Linked DNA regions of Homo sapiens: regions 1 and 2 are each linked to region 3. Evidence: chromatin loops called from intact Hi-C (ENCODE). Cell type or tissue: K562. All regions are shown on one strand.

The links. Peaks named below come from ENCODE experiments on the same cell type or tissue, not always from the same donor. Only the 100,000 strongest peaks of a DNase experiment are listed, where the experiment ranks them.
Region 1: it touches region 3 in a loop (3-fold over the local background); 10 of 110 quality-filtered maps call a loop at or near these places.
Region 2: it touches region 3 in a loop (3-fold over the local background); 3 of 110 quality-filtered maps call a loop at or near these places.

Annotation. Positions count from the first base shown.
Region 1 is chr21:34,993,092-35,001,091 of GRCh38, reverse strand. All of the region lies in intron 2 of RUNX1 (RUNX family transcription factor 1), which reads left to right. Among named protein-coding and RNA genes, the nearest start is that of RUNX1-IT1, 42 kb to the left of the region's middle. RefSeq lists an enhancer at 4,466-4,760. In K562, no CTCF peak of the experiment used is centred here; DNase peaks (open chromatin) are centred at 3,641, 4,621 and 5,880.
Region 2 is chr21:35,103,305-35,111,304 of GRCh38, reverse strand. No RefSeq gene overlaps it. Among named protein-coding and RNA genes, the nearest start is that of RUNX1, 58 kb to the right of the region's middle. RefSeq lists a silencer at 5,896-6,074. In K562, no CTCF peak of the experiment used is centred here; DNase peaks (open chromatin) are centred at 4,864 and 6,288; H3K4me3 peaks cover 693 bases.
Region 3 is chr21:34,901,353-34,909,352 of GRCh38, reverse strand. The region is part of intron 2 of RUNX1 (RUNX family transcription factor 1); the gene reads left to right. Among named protein-coding and RNA genes, the nearest start is that of RUNX1-AS1, 69 kb to the right of the region's middle. RefSeq lists an enhancer at 667-961. In K562, a CTCF peak has its summit at 4,310; a DNase peak (open chromatin) is centred at 762; H3K4me3 peaks cover 288 bases.

The DNA.
Region 1 (8,000 bases), 92 kb before region 3:
TGGTAGATGGAGGGAACGAGCAAAAGAAAACAGGCATGGAAGTATCACATGTTCTTCAGCGTAAGAAATCTGGAAACTGCAATTGCCATAGAGGACTATGGGAGGAAGACATTTGGAGGGAAAGACCAAAAGTCTGGATCTAGAGACATTCGAGGTTGCCTTTTGCTTTCTGCTGCCTTATCCTTAGCTCAGCCTGGCACCAGAAGAAGTGGCTCAGGGACAAACTAGTAACCAGGTGTTCCCTGCGTGTGCAGGGCTGTCATTGAGAGTGACTTCCATTCCCATTTTCCCTGGAACAGAACTCAGATTAGGAGGCCATACCAAAAGGCAATGATGTGAGAGACGGTTGAGAGAGATAACAAAGAATTTCCCAGTATTAAGAGTAGTTAATGTTACTTATACAAGTCCAAAGAACATGAAGCACTCAACTATGGGAACATGAATAAAATAGCTATCTGCCTGCCCTTCCGGAACTTTGCATACAGTCGTGTATGGTAAACATTTGTTTGCCAGTTGATTGTTAAGCTTTAGTGCCTGATGAAAATTATATGAGGCTGGGTGCGGTGGCTCACGCCTGTAATCCCAGCACTTTGGGAGGCCGAGGTGGGCAGATCACGAGGTCAGGAAATCGAGACCATCCTGGCTAACACGGTGAAACCCCGTGTTTACTAAAAATACAAAAAATTAGTCAGGTGTGGTGGTGGGTGCCTGTAGTCCCAGCTACTCAGGAGGCTGAGGCAGGAGAATGGCGTGAACCCGGGAGGCGGAGTTTGCAGTGAGCCGAGATTGCGCCACTGCATTCCAGCCTGGGTGACAGAGCAAGACTCTGTCTCAAAAAAAAAAAAAAAAAAAAAAGAAAGAAAGAAAATTATATGATCGTCTTCCCTCTAGATTTAAAAAAATCAGTAGACACAGTTTCCTTTTTGGGAATTATAACACCTCTTCCTTGAGACAAAAATTCCTTAGATACCTTTCAGCCTTGAGTTTTAAGATGTTTCAGTGCCTTGTATCCATAGTTCTAACTTTGGACATCATTTGCTTTTGTTTGGATTGCAATCAAATAACTGTTTGTGTAAAAGTCAAATATTATAAGCGTGGCTCCAACATCTTGGGTGAAAGCTCATCTCGTTCAGCCCGATAAAGATGAAGCTTAACCACTAGGTAGAGCCAGCTGAAATCATTTGGAAAATTTCACTTAGCTTTAATCTAGCAGGTTCCTTTCTGTTGAATGATACCAGTGGCGAGTTCCTTAGAAAGCTTAGTCTGACGCAATAGTCACACTTTTAAAAGGAGGAAGACCAGGATTTACACCGTCTTGTGCCTAACGGGAGAGAAGAGAGGGAGCCAGGTCTTCCACTCATTTTCCATGTGCTTTCCGTGGGCTGAAGGCCTAACCACGTGTGGTCACAAAACCCAGCACTGAAACAGCTGTCCCCTTTCATCTCGGTCCCCACATGTCGAACACTAGATTGTGTGTGTGTTTTCAATACTCTCTTCCAGGGAGTTCAGAACACACGTGTTCCTTTTAACTCCTACCAGACCCTGAGATCTGCAGGCCAAAAGGACCATTCTGGAAGGAGTTTGGAAAGATCAGGGGTCAGCTGTTGAGCAACAGCCTGAGAATCAGGAAGCGCAGGTCTCCCAGGTCAGCCCCTAACTCACTCACCCTCAGCTGTGGGGGCTCCATGACCTTGATGTATCTTGGTTTTGTCACCTATAAAACACAGATAGCAACACTTCCAAAACAGACACTAAATGGAATGCATTTTGTGATCTTTGGAGAAAAGGCAGCCTGTTAACATATGCTAACAACGTGTTATGCTGGGGCAGGCCTGGAGCCACGGCCTCCCATCACCACCAGAGTCATTTCATTTCAGGAACCTCTGCCAAGAACAGCCTGATCACCCCAGCCTCCAAGCTCCGGCTCTGGGTCCAGCTGGCATGAGATAAAGGGCCACTCTGCCCAGTTGTGTGTGCTGCCCTGCTCACCCAAAGGCCTGAATTCAGGGCTTCCAGTGCTGATGGCCAGCACAACTCACCTATTTCACCTAAGAACAGACCTCCTTATTGCCATGTGCCTGTCTCCCATCAAGTCTATTAACTCTCTCATTGGTGGGATAGAGCAGTCTAGGCTGGCTCCTTCAAAGAGAATGGTTTTGCTTTGGAGCACAGATTTCCCAACTGTACTTCATGGGTGGATATTTAGTAGGGTGAGAGCGTTTGTGGTTTGTTTTGGTCTTAAGAAAAAAGAGGCCGGGCACGGTGGCTCACGCCTGTAATCCCAGCACTTTGGGAGGGCAAGGCGGGCGGATCACGAGGTCAGGAGACTGAGACCATCCTGGCTAACTCGGTGAAACCCCATCTCTACTAAAAATACAAAAAATTAGCCAGGCATGGTGGCGGGTGCCTGTAGTCCCAGCTACTCGGGAGGCTGAGGCAGGAGAATGGCGTGAACCTGGGAGGCGGAGCTTGCAGTGAGCCGAGACTGGGCCACTACACTACAGCCTGGGTGACAGAGCAAGACTCCATCTCAAAAAAAAGGAAAAAGAAAAAAAGAAAAAAGAAGCTGACCAGATGAGATGAGGACTGGGCTCTCTGACTCCCTCTGCACTCTGTGGAGTTGACTTTCATGTTGCCCAAAGCCAAATAAAATTCTCTGAGGAGGAGGATGAAGGATGGAGGTGGGGGAGGGAGCAAATGTTGCCAGGAACTGTCGCTGTTATCTCTGAAAGTCACACGGTGGTCTCTGGACGTTGTGTGGTCCCTCTGAGGAAGCCACAGGGACGTTCTCAGGAAAATGGGGCTGATCTCTGTGGCCCCTGCTCAGGTCCCCTTTTCCTAAGCCCCCTGCTTTTCCTCTTCATCCCCTCTCCCAGCCCTTCTTGCTTCCCTAAATATTTTCTTGAGAGGAAACGAGGGCAGCAAAGATATTAATATTGACAGGCTCAACCCTTTCCTGATGGTCTCAAAGTTTAAAAGAGAAACATAGAAGATGCAATGCTTACCCAAGTCATACATTTGAGTGGTAGATGTCTAGATAATGTCACCAGGGCAAGGCAGAGGCAAGGGAGATGGGGGAGGAGAGTAGAGATGGCCCTGGATGTGCCAGGTGACCATACGCTCAGCCCAAGTGAGAGCCCAGTCCTGGTCCTTCCACCCCATCTTGCAGAACCTTCTTTCCACATGCACCCCAAATGCACAGAAAAGGCCAAAATGAAGCGCCCAGATTGGGGGTGTTGGGGAGAGAAGGATGATGGTCTTGAGTTATGAAAATCATCTTGGGAAGTTTGCAGGAAAAGAATAGTGCCTGGCAAGGCCCCTTCTGCACTAAGCTCCAAAGCAAGAGGAAGTGGGGTTGAATATCAGCATGAAGAATTTAAGATAGACCTAGGAAAGCATCTCCACACAGAAAGAGCTCTTCAGCCTGGTAAGACGTTCCTGCCTGGGGTGTAAGCCCCTCTCTTTGAAAGTCTCCAAATAAGCAACAGTTCTATCATCTATTGAAGCTGATCGTCAGCAAGACGACTTCCAGTGCCAAGACTACTTTACCATCTAATTTTAGCAATCCCTCTTGGCAAAGGAAGAGTTTCCCCTTTCCTCCGGCTATCTGGTGTTCCACACACCATCTCCTACTGCTTCCTTTGATGTTGGGGGATTCTGTGGACTCAAGGCCAGATACAACACAGGAAGAGACACACTCATAGGCATTACACTGCCCTATCTCACTGCAGCAATAAGAGGCCTATTTTTTTTTATTGTGAATTTGAGGCACTCAGTTTGAAAAATATGGGCTGTCAGGTTTGGGATTAAGACTCAGTATTGATCATTATGTCTACAGCCATGCAAAAGTTTCTTTTACTTTTAAGTGCTAGGATGTTTAAATCATGATTTTATTTCAGTTGTTCATTTAAAGATTTCATTCATGCTTTTAATTCACTGTCAGTGAATGCAATTTAAGCCCATCACATAATGATAGAAAGTGGCTGAAAGCCATGAGAATATGTTTCTCATTGTGGAAACTACAAGTTAAGTCATTTTCTTCTCCCGAGTAAATTTCTTCAGTTTGGCTAAGGGAATTTTTTTAAAAGGAATCATAAGTTCTGAATTAGTTTTTCATCTCAGATGTTAACCCTATGGAAAATGTGGCAATGTTTCTGAGATTTGCAAAATATTGTGATAGTATCTATGTCTTATTGCTCAAGATCTAAACTCTTATGTTTGGGAGTAGGGGTTTGCTGTGTATGTGTGTATTTTTTTTTAACATCTTGGCCTCACAGTGTAAAGTGATAAGCTCAGGAGGAATGTTGTGCTGCAGAACGCCTACATTACTAGATTACTTACGGCAACACTTTCTTTAATGAGGATCTCTGTGAAACCATCTTTTTTTCCACTTACAGTTTCAATAAGAGGAGATCAGTTATGAAATTAAGTAGGAGAGAACAATAGAGAGAGAGAGAGTTCAGCATTCCTCTTCAAGCTAGCTAATATTTTTAAAATGTCGACACTGTTCCAGGAACTCTGCTTTTTAGGCCAAAGATTCTGCCCTGGTCTTCGTCCTCTCCACACCCCCAGCATCTCGTGGGCTGACACATCAACAGGGTTTGAGAAAGAGACACAAAAGGTCAGACGCATGACACAGCAGGAACCCAGGAGGACGTCCCTGCAGCCTGCTCTCTTCTGATAGATCTCCCCCAGCCCCCAGTTCCCAGCCTCTGACCCCAGTCCCACCCTTATAATGTCCCTTTCTCTCTATTTTCTCTCCTGTACCACTTTTCCCTCCATTTAGCCCTCCTCCTCATCCCCTCTTAGGCAGAGTTATCACACCTGAGCTCTACAACTGAGCTGAGCAATATATACAAAACTCAAGCCTGGTTTAGGCAGGCCTGACCCCTGGGATAGGTCAGGGCGGTGGTTCCTTGGGAGAATTCCTGCTTGATGAGATGGAAGGTCCAAGTCAATAGCCTCATGGTCCTCCCAAGTCTGACAGTCTGCTATTCTACACACCTGTCCACAGGCTGCAGACATATAAAGGTAAATGTTCAGGTATTAGAAAATATTCAAAGAATTCTCAATGTTCAAAATTCTGAAAAGCAAATCTATGCTGAATGTGTGGTGGGGGCATTCTAAAAGATAAAAAATGATGGCTACAAAAAGCCAAGTATAAAAAGAAACACGTACATATACACACACATACACCTACACATGTACATTCGAAGAGGCAGAGGAGAGACAGAGAAAATAATTAAGACAGCATTAGTTCCTAAATAGCCTTTTCTATAAACTCCATGACAACAAAGGACAATGAGTAAACTGCAGTATCTAAAGATTTAAATCTCAGAATACCTGCCAGATGCCAGGCATGGTGGTTCACGCCTATAATCCCAGCACTTTGGGAGGCCAAGGCGGGTGAATGGCTTGAGTTCAGGAGTTCGAGAACAGCTTGGGCAACATGGCGAAACCCTGTCTCTACAAAAAATACAAAAATTAGCTGAGCATGGTAGCGCACACCTGTAGTCACAGCTACTTGAGAGGCTGAGGCAGGAGGGTCACCTATGCCCAGGAAGTCAAGGCTGCAGTGAGCTGTGATCACACCACTGCACTCCAGCCTGGGTGACAGAGCAAGACCTTGTCTCAAAAAAAAAAAAAAAAAAAAAAAGCTCCCAGAAAGTAACAGCCTTTATTTCAAAGAGGTCAAGTCTCAACAGAGTTGTCATACTTTTTTTTTTCAGTTAGGAAAAATGATGACTTTAATGGATTACTCATTTTATCGCTTTTAATTTACCAAAACCAGTGAGAAATTGGGTTCCCAGCTCATTAAGTTCCACCCTTTGTGGTCAGAGCTGAAAGGGTCAGAGAGTCTGCTGGGAAGGGTGGAGTCTGATGTGTAGGGCCAAAGGGGACATAGTGGCCTCACAAGGTGGGGCCTCCGTGGCCACCAGCCATGCTCAGGAGCCGGTCCCCACCCCTCAGTCCCCCAACATGGCACAGCCTGCTTGGCATCCATTGCTGACTTCGGCTACCAGTCAAGTTTCCTTTCGGGCTTAAATGCCACGGGTGTCCATGCGGGGCTGATTCATGTTCTCCTAGACTTCTTGCCACCCTGTTCACGGGCCTGTCTGGAGCTCCAAGACACTTGCCTGCAATGGCGTTGCGGTTCCAGCCAGGAAAGCCAATTAACTGCTTCAGAAGTTGGCTGAAGTCTCTGAGGGTGTACGGGAACAGAAGTGCCCAGTCAGTATTAGGCTGGAAGTTAATTCCTCTTTTCTTAGGTCAGTCTATATCTATTGACCAATTTAACTACAACCACAAAAGTCTGCATATATGTGTATGAGTCTAACATACCAAACCCTTCATTATGTCCTCATCAGTAGAAGAAGATAATAGATCATTTCGTTTATTTATTTTTCTTTTTAATTTTCAATTTTTACGGGTACGTAGTACCCGTAAATGTAGGTACCTAGGCATTTAGGTGCATAGTAGGTGTATACGCATAGCAGGTGCACAGCTGTGGAGCTGTGATCACACCACTGCACTCCTATGCACACATTGTACCTATACACATCTCATGTATGGGGTACATGAGATGTTTTGATATAGGCATGCAATATACAATAATCACGTCATGGAAAATGGGGTATCCATCCTCTCAGCATTTATTCTTTGTGTTATAAACAATCCAATTATACTTTTAGTTATTTTAAAATGTACAATTAAATTATTATTGACTATGGTCACCCTGTTATGCTGTCAAATACCAGGTCTTACACATTATTGCATTTTACATAGTTTACACCATGGGTAAATATTTTATCCTCCTTCCCAGTTTAGAAAATGTCTTGGAAGTTTTTTTTTTAATTTTCTTAAAAAATATATGAATAGCAATGGTAAAAAAAAATGTGGTTCCGTCTAGATGTTCTGGTACTGTTAAATGATCCAATGGTTGTCAAAACTTGCTCTATGTTTATCATCACAACCTTTACTTTCTCCTTCTCCATTCACTAAGAGGGGGCTGACCTTTCCTCTGTTGCTAACGGGGCTTTTGAGACAATTCCGTATGTTGCCAGCCGGCCCGGAGGGAACAACCCTTTCCCCAAAACCACTTGCTTGACTTCAAAGGATATGAAAAAATCTGCTTTTAGGAAAATTAGTGAGTGGAGAATCTCAGTGAATGATGTGGAATAAATTAGAACATTGCATTTATGCCAGGTCATTCATGTCACATTCCTCAGTCACATACCCGTGTGTGTGTGTGTCTGTGTGTGTGTCTGTGTATGTGTGTGTGTGTGTCTGTGTGTGTGTCTGTGTGTGTGTGTCTGTGTGTGTGCGCCTGTGTGTGTCTGTGTGTGTGTCTCTGTGTGTCTGTGTGTGTGTGCCTGTGTGTGTCTGTGTGTGTGTGCGCCTGTGTGTGTGTCTGTGTGTGTGTCTCTGTGTGTCTGTGTGTGTGTGCCTGTGTGTGTCTGTGTGTGTGTCTGTGTGTGTGCCTGTGTGTGCCTGTGTGTGTGTGTCTGTGTGTGTGCCTGTGTGTGTCTGTGCCTGTGTGTGTGTCTGTGTGTGCCTGTATGTATGTGTGTGTGTGTGTGTGTGTGTGTGTGTAGGGACAAACAAACAGACATTGTCCTCTGACTCTATTCTGGCTCCTATTAATGGTGTTTTACCTGAAAAGGCAAATCAAATGGAAAGTCCCTGAGGTTCCTAGGAGCCCCTCTGGTACAGTTTTGTTTGCCCCTAGAACTGCTTTTTTCTCTGAAGTTGCTCTTTTTTTAAGATAATGGTTTCTACCCTACATCTTACCTTACCCCATCCTATAGCTACATCAGTATGCTTGCATTTAAAATTATCCCTGTCCAGGAGTGACATCGCTAAGGCATATAGATTAGATTGGGAAACTTGGCCTTCTGCTCTGGGAAGTTTAAAAAGCTTCTGAAATTGCCACGTCTTCCTCAAAGCAGTCACCCTAGAAGTAGAGCAGAGGTGATGGCGTCCGCCAGATACGAGGTGAA
Region 2 (8,000 bases), 200 kb before region 3:
ATATCAAGGTCACAGAGATCCGTAGCTCCCAGATTCTAGATTGGTCTCATCCCCGCACATAGACCCTTGTGCTCATAATTGTAGTTTCCAAGGTATATTGAGTCTATCTCCACAAATATTGTTGACATATTATGCCTTTTGTTTTAGTTCAGTCCCTATGTCTTGTCCAACTATATATATACCATTAAAAACAATGGCAAAACTGCACTTTGCACCAACCTTCGAAATATATATATTCCATGTATATATATTCCAAACATATATATGTAATATTATGTAATATATGTAATATTCCATATATAAACATATATATGGAATATATGTTTCTAAGTTGTCCCTCTATGTGGCAGATCCTGTAGCCCATTTAGCAAACATTCTCTACTCCTCCTTTTTTCTCCCTTGTTTGAATTCTGACTTTTGTCAAGTATCAACTAGAGAGCTCGTAATATCCATAGAAAGTGGGTACACCCCAGGCCTAGGGATGAGTAGTGACTCAGAACTGGCCATGAGCTATGAAGGAGCACCTACCAGGAAATTGTGAGAACAATTTTTGGTCCCCAATTGTAGTGGATTGAATTTTGACCCCCCCAATGGTATGTTCAAGTCCTAATCCATGGCACCTAGGAGTGTGGCCTTATTTGGAAATATATATAGTCTTGGCAGATCTAATCAAGTTAAGATGAAGTCATACTAGATTACCATGGACCCTAATTCCAATGGTTAGCATCTTTGTAAGGGTAAGAAGATGTAGATTTGAACATACAGAGACACAGAGGAAACACACAGGGAAGAAGACCATGTGAAGACAGAGGCGGAAATTGGAGTGATGCAGCTACAAGCCAAGGGATGCCAAGGATTGCAGCAATCGCCTGAAGCTAGGAGAGATGTAGGAAAGCATCCTTCCCTAGAGCCTTCAGAGGAGCGTGGCCCTGCCAAAACCTTGCTTTTCGACTTCTAGCCTCGGGAACACACTTCTGCTGTTTTAAGCCACCAGTTTGTGGTACTTTGTTATGGCAACCCTGGCAAACTAAGGTACTGATTAAAGATGAGAGGGACACAAGCAGGTTTTTCTCTGCCATAACAACACCCCTGATTCTGGCTCTTATTTGAGGCCATGATGCCTGAAGCTACACCAGTCATCCTGTGGCCAGGAAGCACAAAGCCAATAATGTGCTCTAAGCATCACAGAGCATAGCATCAGGAAGACCCGGCGCCTTCTGTAGATATCACTGAACATCTGAACCCAATCAGCCACCGCTGGCTGTCACCATTTGGGTTATATGAAAAATATAAACACTCTTTATTAGCCACTTTTTTGAAGTGTTTACTATTACTTGCAGCAGAAAGCATTTTTAACTGACATACACTGTCTATTGCTTTTAATTACATACAACTTTCTCAACTGCACATCTGATCATCAACTTCCCAGTTACTTTCCTAATCATGTCCAAACACATCATTCATTCAGAACCCATCACGATGGGCTCTAGTTTCATCTACTATTCCCCTATCTAGTTTCTACACATTCGTGTACACAAACTTTTCATTTCGGTGAAACTGGAAAGAACCAATGTTCTTGAGCACACTCTACCTCTATTTGTCTTGATTTCTATGCCTGAGACATCCTATCATGATTGTTCATTTTTCTTCTATTCTTAGTATGTAAAACTGCAAAGTGCATGTCAGTACCGTGGCAAAAGTAAACGATTAGGAACAAAATTAGTGTCTGATCATCCAGGATTGGTTCACTACGCTATGACACATCCATACAATTGAACCCTCTAGAGCTTTAAAAATTTTATAAAAGCATAACATTTGATGATGTTATATGCAACATTCACTGTTAAGGTATTTCATAGAAACAGAGAATCAGAGTTTGAAAAGTCTGATGAGATGCCTAGTAGCCTGTTGTCTGTGATTATTTCTGGATAATAGGATTTGGAAGTAATTTCATTCTTTTTTATACTATTTTAATTTTTCAGATTTCCTACAGGTATATATTACCATTAAAATAAGAACTATGTATTTTTAAATCCTAAAGAATCTTCAGGGCCCCATTTGACATTTTCAGAAAATCTTCCCCGGATTTCACTGCAGGATCATCTCCTCTTCCTTTGCTTTTCAAAACAACGTTTGCTCTTCCCTGATGGCATGTGGATCACACTCTGGCTTGAAATAGACTTAGTAGTGTATGTATTTCTTTTACCACATTTTAAGCTTATTCAGCACTTAGATCATGTTCAGGTCATCTTTGTCTCACCCATGGGGAACAAACAAAACACTCTCTCAATATTGTGGAAGTAATAATTGCTGGCACATATTGAACACTTAATATAGCAGAATAAAAATAATTCTATGTCATTTCGTGCAGTCCATTCACTATTCTAATATGGAACCTGAGGTCTTGAGAAGTTAATTTGCCCAAGAAAAGAACTTTGAGCATCCCTGAATCCTCCCTCTTCTTTACCTTCATCTCCAGTTCCCAGGTTTTATTAATACTTGCTCTAACATGCTTTCTAATGTCCTTTCTTCGTTGTCCATCCTGTAGTACAGGCCATCTTCCTCTCACCTAAACTATTACCATTATTTAATTAGTTAGGTTTTTAGTTCCACAATGTTTTCTATTCTATAATTTGTTATTAATGTGACTATTGGTTTATTCAGTCAAAGTATGTTTGGATTTATCCACGTGGCTACCAATTTTTCTTTGCTCACACTCTTGATCATATCTGAGGTTTGAGATATTTCTTCTGTATTTATGTCCTTTTTCCCCGAAGTATGTCCTTTAGAAGTTCCTTTCATGAGGATTTTTTTTCAAGGTGAGAGTCCTTACATCTTATTATATGAAAATGTGTTCAACCTTGTTTTTGAAAGGTAGAGTGGCTTGGCAAAGTTATTTTCTCTTAGAATTTTATCGTCTTTGCGGATCCATTATTGTCAAAACTTCTGTTGATCTGATTATTATTCCTTTTGATGTCTGTCATTTCTCTAGGGCTGCTTTTAAGTTATTTTTATCATCTCTGGCATTTTGTAATGTCACTATAATACAAATATCTCCAGATCCAGAGGGGACAAATGTCCCCTCTGGACCTAAGGCCTTTGTCTTTCCTAATATCTGAAAAATCATCAACCTTTTATCCTCAAACATTTCTTCTCTCTCTAGTCTCTCGTTTTGAAATTTTAACTAGTCCTTATCATTCTTATTCACCCTTTCATATTTTCTGTCTTGTTGTGTCTGTGTGCATCATTCCACATTTCTTCAAACCTATATTCTAATTTGATACTTTCATGTTCAGTTGCTCCACAAAAGTAGGGCCTGTGTCTCTCTTGCTCACTCTCTTCCACACCTGAAACCTAGGAGGTGCTTAAAAGCATCTCTTGACTGAATGAATTAGTTTTACATTTGGTGGGATATTGAGGCTTAGAGATACCAGAGACTTGCCCAATGGCCCACCATAGCTGCACAGTAGGATGGTACAGCCCTAGGTCTGACTCCAAAGCCTGTGGATCAGTAAATGAGTGAATGAACAAATGAAAGTAAAAAATAATAAGAAAACAACTTCGTCCAGAGAGTAAAAATGCAAGTCATGATACTTTACGCATCTTCTCCTGATCACCGAAATGAAGAAGTTTTCTCAGAGCTTTTCTCTCTTTCCATTCCCAATATTTAGAATTAATCCCTCAAAATATCTCTTTATATGACTCCAGGACAGCTGTGGGAAATCACCGTAAGATTTCTCTCAAACATACATCAGTAGATGACAATCGGCGGTGGCATTTAGCATCTTCCGTTCACTTTAACTCTTGTTTATTGAGCATTACTGTGCCGGATGCACTGGTCACCTGGGGAGTTACAGAAAAATTATGATGGGGCTGGGCGTGGTGGTTCACGCCTGTGAATAATCCCAGCACTTTGGAGGGCGAGGCGGGCGGACTCCTTGAGATCAGGAGTTTGTGACCAGCCTGGCCAACATGGGTAAACCCCGTGTCGACTAAAAATACAAAAAATAGCCGGGCATCATTGCACGTGCCTGTAATCCCAGCTACTCAGGAGGCTGAGGCAGGAGAATCACTTGAGCCCGGGAGGTGGAGGTTGCAGTGAGCTGAGATCATGCCACTGCATCCCAGCCTGGGCGACAGAGCGAGACTCCATCTCAAAAAAAAAAAAAAAAAAAAAAAAAAAATATGGTGGGACCTGACTTTGCAAAGCTCAAACTACATGGTGGAATTTTCAATATGGTTCAGATTAAGAACCCAATATACTAAGATCAGAATATCTCGTAGAACTTTCAGGGACTTTCTCCATGGCTGAGTGGCCTCTTGTATACTGGCTGTTTAAAGCGAGTAGGCAGAAAATGAAGTTGGGAATCACACGTCGGATACATTCTTAATTTCTCCCCAGTAACACTGCGTTAGTCCTGGCACATCTCTGAAAAGCTGAAAACCTTGTCATAGGTTTTTCCAAAAGCCTTGGCTGATGGCGCTCGCGTGACCTACTGGGCAGGGCTGTGCTGTGCTGTGCTGGGCTGGGCTGGGCTGGGCTGGGCTGGCTCTGGCAGGACCTACCCAGGCACAGGCTCCTAAATCACCCTTTATCCTTGCCCCTTCCTGCTGTGTTGACAACAGCCGGAAACTCCTTTGAGAGCCTCAACCCAATCTCACAACTGTTGACGGACTTTAGAAAGAGTTTCTTCCCTGGCAGATAATTCAGACTGAAAGGAACAAACATGTTGAAAACCCCATTCAAGGAAAGTTGTTACTAAGTGTGAACAATGCTGATGATAACAGGGCTTTCTCGGAAGACCACTTAGAAGAGCATTGTTGTTGCCATTTATTTCAGGCCGCCAGGCTCTTATAGGCTCTTATCTCGCACGTGCCATGTGCTCCCACTTATCTGTCAGCAGTTGGACTCCACTGAAGCTGACAGTGACGTCCAGCTCCACACGACTGACCACCAAGTGAAGGTCAGGTGGCAGGAAAGAGGTTGCTCTCTCCTACATTTATTCTCTGCAGAATTGTGTAAGTGGCTCAACAGCAGTAAGCCAAGAATCTCTCTAAAACTGTCATAGTTATAGTTGTACTTAGATTTTGACTTTACTCAGGTGCCTAAAACAGCATCAGGATCTTATTTGCAGCAGCACTTGGAGATATCAGATGAGTTTCCAAATGTCCTTTGAATACTGGGGGCACGTATAGTTGAATAGCCATGGGGAGAACTAGCTATACATTGGATCAAATGGTGTCCACAGTCCGTGTAGATGTCCAAGGAGCTGATGCCGTACAGTGAAGCAAGGTTAAATTTGCAGTATTAAATTGAAGGACTACCAGGCACGGTGGCTCACGCCTGTAATCCTAGCACTTTGGGAGGCTGAGGCGGGTGGCTTGCCTGAGCTCAGGAGTTTGAGACTAGGCTGAGCAACATGGTGAAGACCCATCTCTATTAAAATACAAAAAAAAAAAAAAAAAAAAATGGCCAGGCGTGGTGGTGCCTGGTTGTAGTCCCAGATACTCAGGACACTGAAGCACAAGAATTTGCTTGAACCCTGGAGGCAGAGGTTGCAGTGAGTCGAGATAGCACCACTGCACTCCAGCCTGGGAGACAGAGCAAGACCCTGTCTCCAAAAATAAATAAATAAATTAATTAATTGAAGGACTGGTGTGACCTCTGTACACATACACACAGTCTGCAGGTTTGTGTTTACACATATAGGTTGTATGTACACACACACATATGATATTGAAAAATCTATGCCTATACATAGACACAGGGAGCATTGACTCTGAAGCTAGACTGGCTGGATTTGTACTCTAGCTACTTCCCTTAAGAGGTGTGTGACTTTAGGCCAGGCGCAGTGGCTCACGCCTATAATCCCAGCACTTTGGGAGGCTGAGACAGGCAGATCACTTGAGGTCAGGAGTTCGAGACCAGCCTGGTCATCATGGTGAAACCTCTTCTCTACTAAAAATACAAAAATTAGCCAGGCATGGTGGGGCGCACCTGTAGTCCCAGCTACTCGGGAGGCTGATGCTGGAGAATTTCTTGAACCCAGGAGATGGAGGTGACGGTGAGCCAAGATTATGCCAGTGCACTCCAGCCTGGGCAACAGAGTGAGACTTCATCTCTAAGAAAAAGAGATGTGTGACTTAAAATATTCAACCTCTCTGTTCCTTTGTTTCCTCATCTGTCTACCTCAAAGTGTTCTCAAGAAGATAAGACGAGCTAGTATGCTTAAAGGACTTAGGACAGTGGCTAGCGGTCAGGGAGTGCAGTAGAAGTGCTTATTAAATAGAATGCTCCCTCTCAGTTAAGAGGGAGATATGGCCTCTGTCTCTGGCTGAGCAGCCATGAGTCCAGCTACCTCAGAGGTTCTACCCCTAAAAATCTACAGATGGATTGGGTTAGTGGGGGGTGACCAGTAGCCTCTGCCATGCCTGTACCATAGGTCTAACTTTTATTTTTATTCATGTGAATATGTGAGCCCCTCAGGAGACAGCAGACTCCACTGGGTCAGGGACAGTTTGAATGTATTCCACTGTTTTCTCCCCTACATATAACAGGGTGCTTGGCCCATAATAGGTGCTTAATAAATATGTATTGGATATTTAATAGAATAACTACTACTATTGCTAGTGCTGTTGCCACTAATACTACTATTACTATTATCCTCAGGACGGGATTTAATTTTCTGCATCATAAATTATTGTACTGAAATAGGGGTTCCTGAAAATCATGTATAAATCGTGAAGATAACCTCCCAAAATGGTCAAATAATAATAGTAATAAAAAATAATGTTCTCCCTTTAGGTATTTACCCAGTAATGGGATTGCTGGGTTGAATGGTATTTCCGTTTTTAAGTCTTTGAGGAAATGTCACACTGTCTTCCACAATGGCTGAACTAAGTTATTCAACACTATTCACAATAGCAAAGACATGGAATCAACCTAAATGTCCATAAATAATAGTCTGGATAAAGAAAATATGGTACATATACATGATGGAATACTACGCAGCCATAAAAGAGAACAAGATCATGTCCTTTGCAGGGACATGGATAGAGCTGGAGGCCATTATCCTTAGCAAACTAACACAGGAATGGAAAACCAAATACCACAAGTTCTCACTTATAAGTGGGAGTTAAGTGATGAGGACACATGGACACACAGAAAGAAACAACACACAATGGGGCCTTTTGGAGTTTGGAAGGTAGGAGGAGGGAGACAATCAGGAAAAATAACTGTTGGGTAGTAGGCTTAATACCTGGGTGATAAGATAATCTGTACAACAAACCCCTATGACACAAGTTGACCTGTGTAACAAACCTGCACTTGTACCCTTGAACTTAAAAGTTTTTTTTTAAAAAAGTTAACAGTAATAATTAACTTTGTTGTATAGAACAATAGAATAATAAATAGAAAATAAGGAACTTTAAAAGTCAAAATTAAAAAATAAAGAATAAAAATAATCGAGGCTTTGTTCTGCAAAATGTGTAGTATCAAATAAATATTGGGAAAGTTTACAGAGAAAAATAATACTAGTGGTGTCAAGTAATTCACAGTCAGGAATAACTTGAAGAGGCACAGAATGAGTGATTATGTTCATGTACCAAATGAGTAGGGATAAAATATAGTTAACAAATAAAATGCATGTTGGATATTAATGCAGGAAGGTAAACACCATTATTTGCCCTCACCAGGATATAAGGAAGCAGGTTTTTAATTGGCCTAGAACACCAAGGTCTAGGAAATGCCATGTTCAAAAGAAATAGGATCAATAGCTAAGCCAGTCAAAGCCATATACACCTGGAGTGAAATGTGTGACCATGATGGAAGAATGTGCACAGAGAGTTTGGTTGAAGATTAAAGGAGGGAGGGAGAGTGGGACGATGCTGGAGACCACCCATCCAGATGGAGGAAGCACTGATGTTTTCCAGGCATGGATCAAACAGCACAGATGCTGCCAGAGAGGTTGGGTGACTGCAGAGGGAGGGGCCCGGGTGCA
Region 3 (8,000 bases):
TTTTCCACATTTAAAAGATATAAGTGATATGAGCAAGCATTTTAATTCCTCAAGCAAGGTTTGATACTCAGTTCCAGAGATCACCATATCAAAGGCAAGCGAAGCAAGAATCTTAGGGTCGGGTGTACTGTCAGGAGCATGGGGACTGCACACGGGAGTGAACACAGAGTGGTCCTGGTGTACTGTCAGGAGCATGGGGAGCCACACGGATCAGACCCCGAAATTAGCCCTACCTGCAATGCGGCCTTTAGTACAATCCTAGACAAGTTGAACTTTAAGATTCAGGTTTAATTTGTGCAAAACTAAAAGGCATAAATTATTGGTATAGGATAATCTATTGCATTATCTTCTAAAGGTAATGAGATTGTACATCTTACCCCTAGCACACACATACACACACACAGACACACACACACAGACACACCAGCCCCAAGAAAATATAGAAGAAAGGTCAATGGCTCTGTTCCTCTTTCTTTAGAATTATAAGATAAGCCTGTTACATATCCTGAATCATTGGTCCCATTCTATGTATATGCAAAAGAAGTTCAAAGGCTGACTTTGACAAAGGGTGTTTGGAGAAGGATGATAAAATGTGTCTGATAAAACAAACACAAAAGACTTTTGCAATAAAGACCTACAAATTGGGAAAGCAGGACTTGGGCAGCAGGGTGTGAAACTGTGTTATCTACAGCTTCAGCACAAAAAGATAGTGGCTTGCAGCAGAAGTCTTTATCTGGCCTTCACAAGAATGGAGATTGCACCTCCCCCGACCCCCCTGTCCACAAAACCCAGGAAACACCTTGCAGAGTTGATGCAATATTTGCTATCCCAGCCCTTGGTGACAGTTAAAATAGTGTTACAACATAAAATTGAGCAACGACCTTGCTGTATCATCCAAGACTATGTTTTATACTACTTTTTTTCCCCGAGGACATTTTGCACATTTTTTAGTTCCTCCCTTACTTTCAGTTCAGATCATTAATGGGAAGAAACATTGTCTCTTCTTCCTTTCCAATACAATTTAAAAATACCTTCCTGATTGACACTTCAGGAAGAAGATTAATAATAGTTACCCTTTTGCATCTCATTGCATTATTTCTTGAGAATTTCAAAGAATTCTCTGTATCTCTTCTTGGAGATGTATCATTACTCTGTTCGAATGACTTTTTTGGGGCTGGAGTTTAATTTATGTGATTGCAATCAGGAAACCACTTTGAAAGGGAAGAAATCCATTTAGCTTTGCATGAGTTGTAAATTTTCTGTAAATACAATTTCATAAGACCCTCCCTTTTTTAAAGAAGTAGCAAAACGGCTCTTGGAGGAGTGGCAGAGCATGGGGGTGGACCACAAATTCACAGGTCAGGGGGTCCCAGATCAGCCACTGTTTCGGGAGCTTAGAAGAGCCACTCACTTTTCAGAGCCTCCTTTTCCCTCTATAAACTAAATGGATTGGACAAAATGTTTGCTAAGAATCTTTTCACCTCTAAACAAAATGACCCAATGTTTGCTAAGAATCTTTTCGCCTCTGAACGAAATGACCCAATGCTATTCCACAGAAGGATGGCCTTCAAAACAGCTTCACTCTGTTTTATTTCATAATAATCCTTCACCTCTCATGACTGTTTAGCTTGACAAGGCACTTCGGCAGTTATGATTTAATTGGTTTTCTTGATAACTTTTACATGGCATGATTTTAGACTTGGCAAAGGTGGAAGCGGAGGCACAGAAAGGAGAACTTCAGAGAGTCACAGGGAGCCAAACACCAAGTCAAGTAACAAATTGAGTACTAAGAAAATAAGACATTTTAGGCTAGAGGCTTGCAAACTTTTTGAATAGCAAGAAACAGTAAGAAGTAAATAGTATGCCAGGGCTCAGGGGAGATACATCAATCAAAAAAAGAGCTTCAGGAAGCAGTATTCACCCTTACTACTGATGAAGCACTCTATTTTCCAGTTATTCTGTTCTATTTCTTCTTCTTACCTTGCTTTTGTTATTATTATTATTAACAACCAATCTATGGGTCACAACCTATTGTTTAGAAGTCACTGTTTAGAAACTTTTCACATGGCAGCATACTTCTTTTTGCTAAATTAGAAGTCTATATCTCCTTCTCTGTGCCCCTTACCTGTGGGCAGATGCTAAGTGGGATTCTCCTGTTTAGGTTTTCTTGCTGTCAAGAGCCCCCAAAGACTGTACACCAGGAAAGTGCTGTCCTTAGAGTCAAGGTTTTCACTGAAGGGGGCACATGACCCTCCTGGCTGACTTTGAATACACGATCAAGTCCTCATGAATAATGAATACTAATGACAATATCAAAACACCTATTTGCATTGTACACTCACTAAAGTCAGAGGGAGAATTGGGGCTGCTCCCACAAAAGGGCACGTGACTCTCTAAATAAAGAGCTTTAATGCATTTTATATTTAAACCATAAGGCCATGGGCTCAAACCCAAACTGAGATGGGCTCTGCTTCTTAAGTACTATTCTGGAAAGGCATTGAAATATTTATCCATCTATCTGGGTTCTGTGTTTCTAAAGCAGTTCCTTTCCTTGTACTGCAATCCAGAGTGGGCCTGTTTGCAAATCCCCTTTAACTGGAGAGTGGCTGCCCTTCAGAAGCAAAAGGAGTCCTTTGGGAAAGTCATTGTCTATGAAACTTATTCAATGAGAACTATGAAGAACAGCCTTTTTTTATTTAAATGCATGTAATTCAAAGATTGTCTACTCTGTGCACTGACTGGGTCAAATTCTTACTTTCACTGCTCCATCTCTATGTGGCCTTGGGCAAGTTGTCTAACTTCTTTAAGCCTTAGGGGATAATTGTTCCTAAATTAATAGTATTACCAAAAGGATTAAATGACATAATGCACAGAAAGCCCTTGCCACAATGTCTGAAGCTCAGAATAGCTCAGTAAATGTTAAGGACCTCTACTATTTGTCCACTAAAATTTGCTCAGTTGTTATAACCCTATTAGCACAAATAAGGCTTTTGCTTTTGAGGAATGAATTCCACAGCTTTCTCTGTCCTCACGGACTAGCAACACTTAATGGATTCCTAGTGACGAACCAACCCAGTTTCTTAAACCCCCAAACCTGTCAAAACCCAGCATAACCCAAATCTAATGCATTCGTAGGCTGCTGTTCTGCTACCCAGTCTCTTCCTGGTATGATAAACTGTTTTCTTGACCAACAAAGCCAATAGTATGTACACTTATATATTAGTTTAAAAAATAGAAAAGTACCACATTTACTTTCGAAAATCCAAAACTTTGTCTCAAAGGGGAATTCAGGTTATTTTCAGAAATACTGAAGCTCCTTCCCTTTTGTTCATAGCAAAATAAACAGACCACCAGGAGAGAGGATTCTTGTTTTATAGGTTGCTATAGAGGAGTTATGTGAGGTATACATACTCAGGGCTTCAACATTTAAAATTTTTAAAGATCAGTAAAGAGAGGATGCTTTTTTTCTAGAGAAGTTTTTATTTTTAGGTTCTGTAGGGGGAAAAGCTACGTGATAAGTTTCAGATGATCCAGCATTTTCTAGATATTTATCCCACACTTAATTTTTTTAGATCCAGATATTTCAAGCTTAGTAAAAACCAAGGAAGTATTAACTTTTGTTGTATCCATTCTCTGTAACTGAAGAACCAATGTGCTTTTATGCTTCCATATAACTTCCTACTTTGTATCCAAATTTCCTAATTTTACTCATAAGCATTCTAGAACACTTTAAAGATGACAAGTTAACAGAATAACATTCTGGCTAAAGAAGTTTTTCTCTTGCTCTTTACCTTAAGGCAGTGTCATATCTTCACTAAAGGAATGTCTTTTGGGGAGAGTGGGATTAATTAAATCTGTGTTTACCATGATCAGAAAAGAGCATCATACACAACGGTGAAAATAAAGCTTACACATAATAACGTTATTTCCTTCTCATTCCCAGTAACGGAGGGGTTAACCTGAAGTCTTAATCCATTTCCACTCTAATTGGGAAAGGTGGGGGATGGGGAAATCATTTAGGTAGCAAAATGAAAATTGCTAGCCTGGATATGCCTGAGGCAAAAAGAAAAGAATGAATTCTCTTGTGAGCGAGATTAGTGAGGGGGAAGAAATATCTACATCTTGCACTTCATTTCATGTTGTCGTTCAATTTGCCGGTGTTAAATAATGACCTCCAGAGCAGTGGGTGAATTGGGAGAAGGGGGCGTGCGGGTCTCCTAGAGTGAGTTCACTGTGCACGGTGTCTGGGCACTATGTGTCTATCATTCAGCTCAATCAGGACCTGACTCAATTTGACAGCGCAGCTCCCAGGTGTAGAGGTTTGCAGACTAAAAGTGGAGCCCCCACTGGCATATTTGGTAAAGTTTTCTTCTTTCCTCCTTAGAAGTCTACTTCATTATTTGGTGTTTTTGGTTAAAGAGAAGGCTAAACAAAATGATTTCTATTTTAGAAACTTTACTATTTCTGCATTAAGGAAAAAGACTTGATCTAGAATATTCTTCTCTAAAACGTGAGGTTCTTCCTAAACCGAGAAGTTGACAATTACAGAACCTCCTAAAACAGAATACTTCTGAAACAATCTTAAAGTCCACATTTATGTAAATATTTGCTGCAGGCCCCCCTTGAGAACTTACCTAGAAGTGCTGTATCAACCAATAATACATTTTAAATTCTCCTCAAAATGGGTATCTTCACATGCATTTGAATTGTTAAGATAACTAGGAAAGAAAAAAATGGGAGTGTGCTATGTAGTTACTTAAGATTAGTGCACTAATTGGTCAGTGGTTCAACTAGAAATGACCTATAATTTATTTTTGGGCTCATTTGTGGTAATATTTTGGTGATCATCTGTTTCTTTGCTCTGGCTGTTTTCAAAACAACCTACTCTGCAAAAATATGTGATAACATTTTTCAAGTGTTGTTTGTATGTTTCTAATAATTTTTGGATGATCTCTGAATATAGATTTCATTGCACGTATAAATATAAATTAAAAATTAGCTATCAAGTCATATCTATTTTCAGATGTTTTAGTTTAATTTTATTAAAAAAATCTTTCCACTCTTTCTCTCTACCTTTCAAAAAGATAACTCTACAGAAATATCACCATTTTTTAATTCAAAAATTCTAGCAAAATTTGCCTTACCTTTTAGAATATAGTTTTAAATGGTAGTATTTTTCTAAGCAAGTCCAAAACAATCATATAAAAAAGTTTAAATCTCACTTAACTATTGTTTGAGAGGTAGACAATGATGTTTTATGAGAAGTCTCCGCAAAAAATGTTTACTATTCCATTTCAATGTATTACCCATAAAAAGGTATCATTTATTGAATATCAATTGTATAATAGTAATAATGTAACCTGAAAATATGTAACCATTACAATACAGATCTTAGCAGTTTCATGAAATTTAGAAAATATAATTACGTAATTAGAGAATAGGATTATTACTTCTATTGTTGCTTTTTCCAGCTATTTTTTATTTCAGACTACAACATGAAATTTTAAAGTTTTTGTAAACTATGGCAATTTCATGACCCCACAAGAAAGCAGGATATTGATAGTCTTAGCCAACTGTTTCTTATAACAGTCTGTTTTCCAAATTTGAAGATAACAGGATTAATATGAAAGTATTTGCCATCTTATCCGAGTGCCTATAGAATACTCTAAGGCTGATATTTGGCAATTTATTATTTAATTGACAAATGTAGATATCTCAGCACTTCCTTCACAGATCAAGACCTTGTAAGCAAGACTGAGATCAAGGTCTTACTCTGGATTCTTGAGTAGACTTTCTATGTCCCAAAACAAATAGGTGATTCGGCACCCAAAATTTAGCTAAAGCTTCTATATTCCCTTTCTAAGGAATTCTGCTATGTTTGTGGGAAATTTCTCTATAGTCTATATGGGATCATAAATAGGAAAAATTTTATTTTAGTAAAAAAGTCACAAATTTGAGGTAGTAACAGTTGTAATAATAATAATGAAGCTTATCTGTTTATTGAATAGGAATTAAACTATATTGTACATCCATATTATTTTTAAACTATTATTTTGTAATATACATAGTGAAACTTCACTAATTTGGTGGGCATGGAGTAAACAGAATTAATCAAAGAGCTGAATTGTAATATTTTTAGTGATTATAATAATAAATTATTTTGGATAACACTGAGTAACTGTGGGTCTATTCTCAATCACCATGTAAATTATAGAATACGATAGCAACATGTCTGTGATTTTCTAGAAGATGCAGAATCTCAGAGTTATTTTTATGTGTATACTTGTTTTAAATCATATCTTCTTGAATCTGCTTTTTAAAACAGGCAATACTTATGTGAAATTAGAGAAAACCTATGTGAAATGGGAAAGTCCTTAAAATGTCCTATCTCTAGTTGATTCTGGGTCCTCTTTTTCCTTCCTGGCCCCTTCCCACTCGAAACCCAAGTTCACTCTAGCCATATGCTGACATGGGTAAGCACCAGACCCGGGCCGATTTCCCACAATTCCAAGTGGCATTTGCATAAATGTTCCTGGAGCTGGAAAACCCACCTTGTCCAAGCCTCTTGTTTTGTGGATGAGGAGGCTGAGGCTGGGGCAAGGTAAGTAACTAACTTGCTCACATGGCTAGTAACAAACTTCCTACAGGTTCCTCTACCTTATGAGATAGTGAGTACTCCTGCACTCAAATATATTGGGGTTCATGTTAATTGCATGAATTAATCCAGTCATCAATAACTCTAAATCTTAAATTTTGAATTTGGAATCTGAGTGAATGATTACCTAGCTATCATTTGAAGATAATATATTTGTGTGTGTGAATCTCATGTATACCTTTATATAGAATATATATGTATTTATGTCTTTATAATATATATTGATGTCTTTACTCCAAGTATCCAAGAATTAGTTGTCCATGTAGAAATTTGCTGTTTCAGCCAGCTTTGGGGTATTTCCTTTGCCTGTCCTGTACCCACCATTGTCCACATTTAAGGTCTAACATAGACCTACCTACTGCTCTACCAGCTCACCAAGGGTCGTCTTATCAAGCTGGTCTGCAGTTAATCCCCTACCCTCCTCCCTTCAAGAACCAATTAAAATCACTCTGTTATTTTTGAACACAAAAGTTGCTTAAGGAAAAAATACTTTCTATCTCATAATTCTCCTAGTGAAAGAGTAAATTATAAACACAAAGAATCCAAATAAATGATTCTGTTTGGGAAGGAGCATTTGCTGTGGGATAGCATGTGGGACATGAGGAACAGGACCCCTGCTTTCAATTCATACATTCATTCATTTCTTTTTTACTCAACTTAGAAAAATCATGTCACATTTCCTATTCATTGTGGTGGAAATAGCTTTAAATATATTAACTAAAATGCCTCAAATAAAGCAGATTACAAAAGAAAGCAGACTCCAGAAGTATTAGCAACTTTATAGACTCTGCATCTATCATCCACCAGAAAATCTTACTAGTGTGACATTCGCCAATTAGGGAACTGAAAGCCATGGACAAGTCCCTAAACTCCCCTCCCTGGAGCGCAATTTTCAGATGCTCCACTTGGATACTTTCTCACAATGCTTAGCTGAAGGATATCACTCGAAGAGAAGACTGGTTTCATGTGGAGAGTGACTTCTCAGTCTATCTCTTAAAACATAACCTCTGTCTGTAGCTGACGGAACCAAAGAGCATGTGGAGAAGGGCCCACACCAAAGAGAATGTGGAGAAGGGCTCACACCCTTTCCAGGGTCCACACGTTGGCCCCTTAACCTCTGTCTTCAACCCGTAAGACTAACAGATAGAAACTGGTATTGTTATTATTATTATTATTATTTATTTTTGAGACGGATCTGGCTCTGTCCCCCAGGTTGGAGTGCAGTGGTGCCATCTCAGCTCACTGCAACCTCCGCCTTCCGAGTTCAAGCGATTCTCCCGCCTTAGCCTCTCGAGTAGCTGGGACTACAGGCACGCGCCGCCACCACGCCCAGCTACTTTTTTTA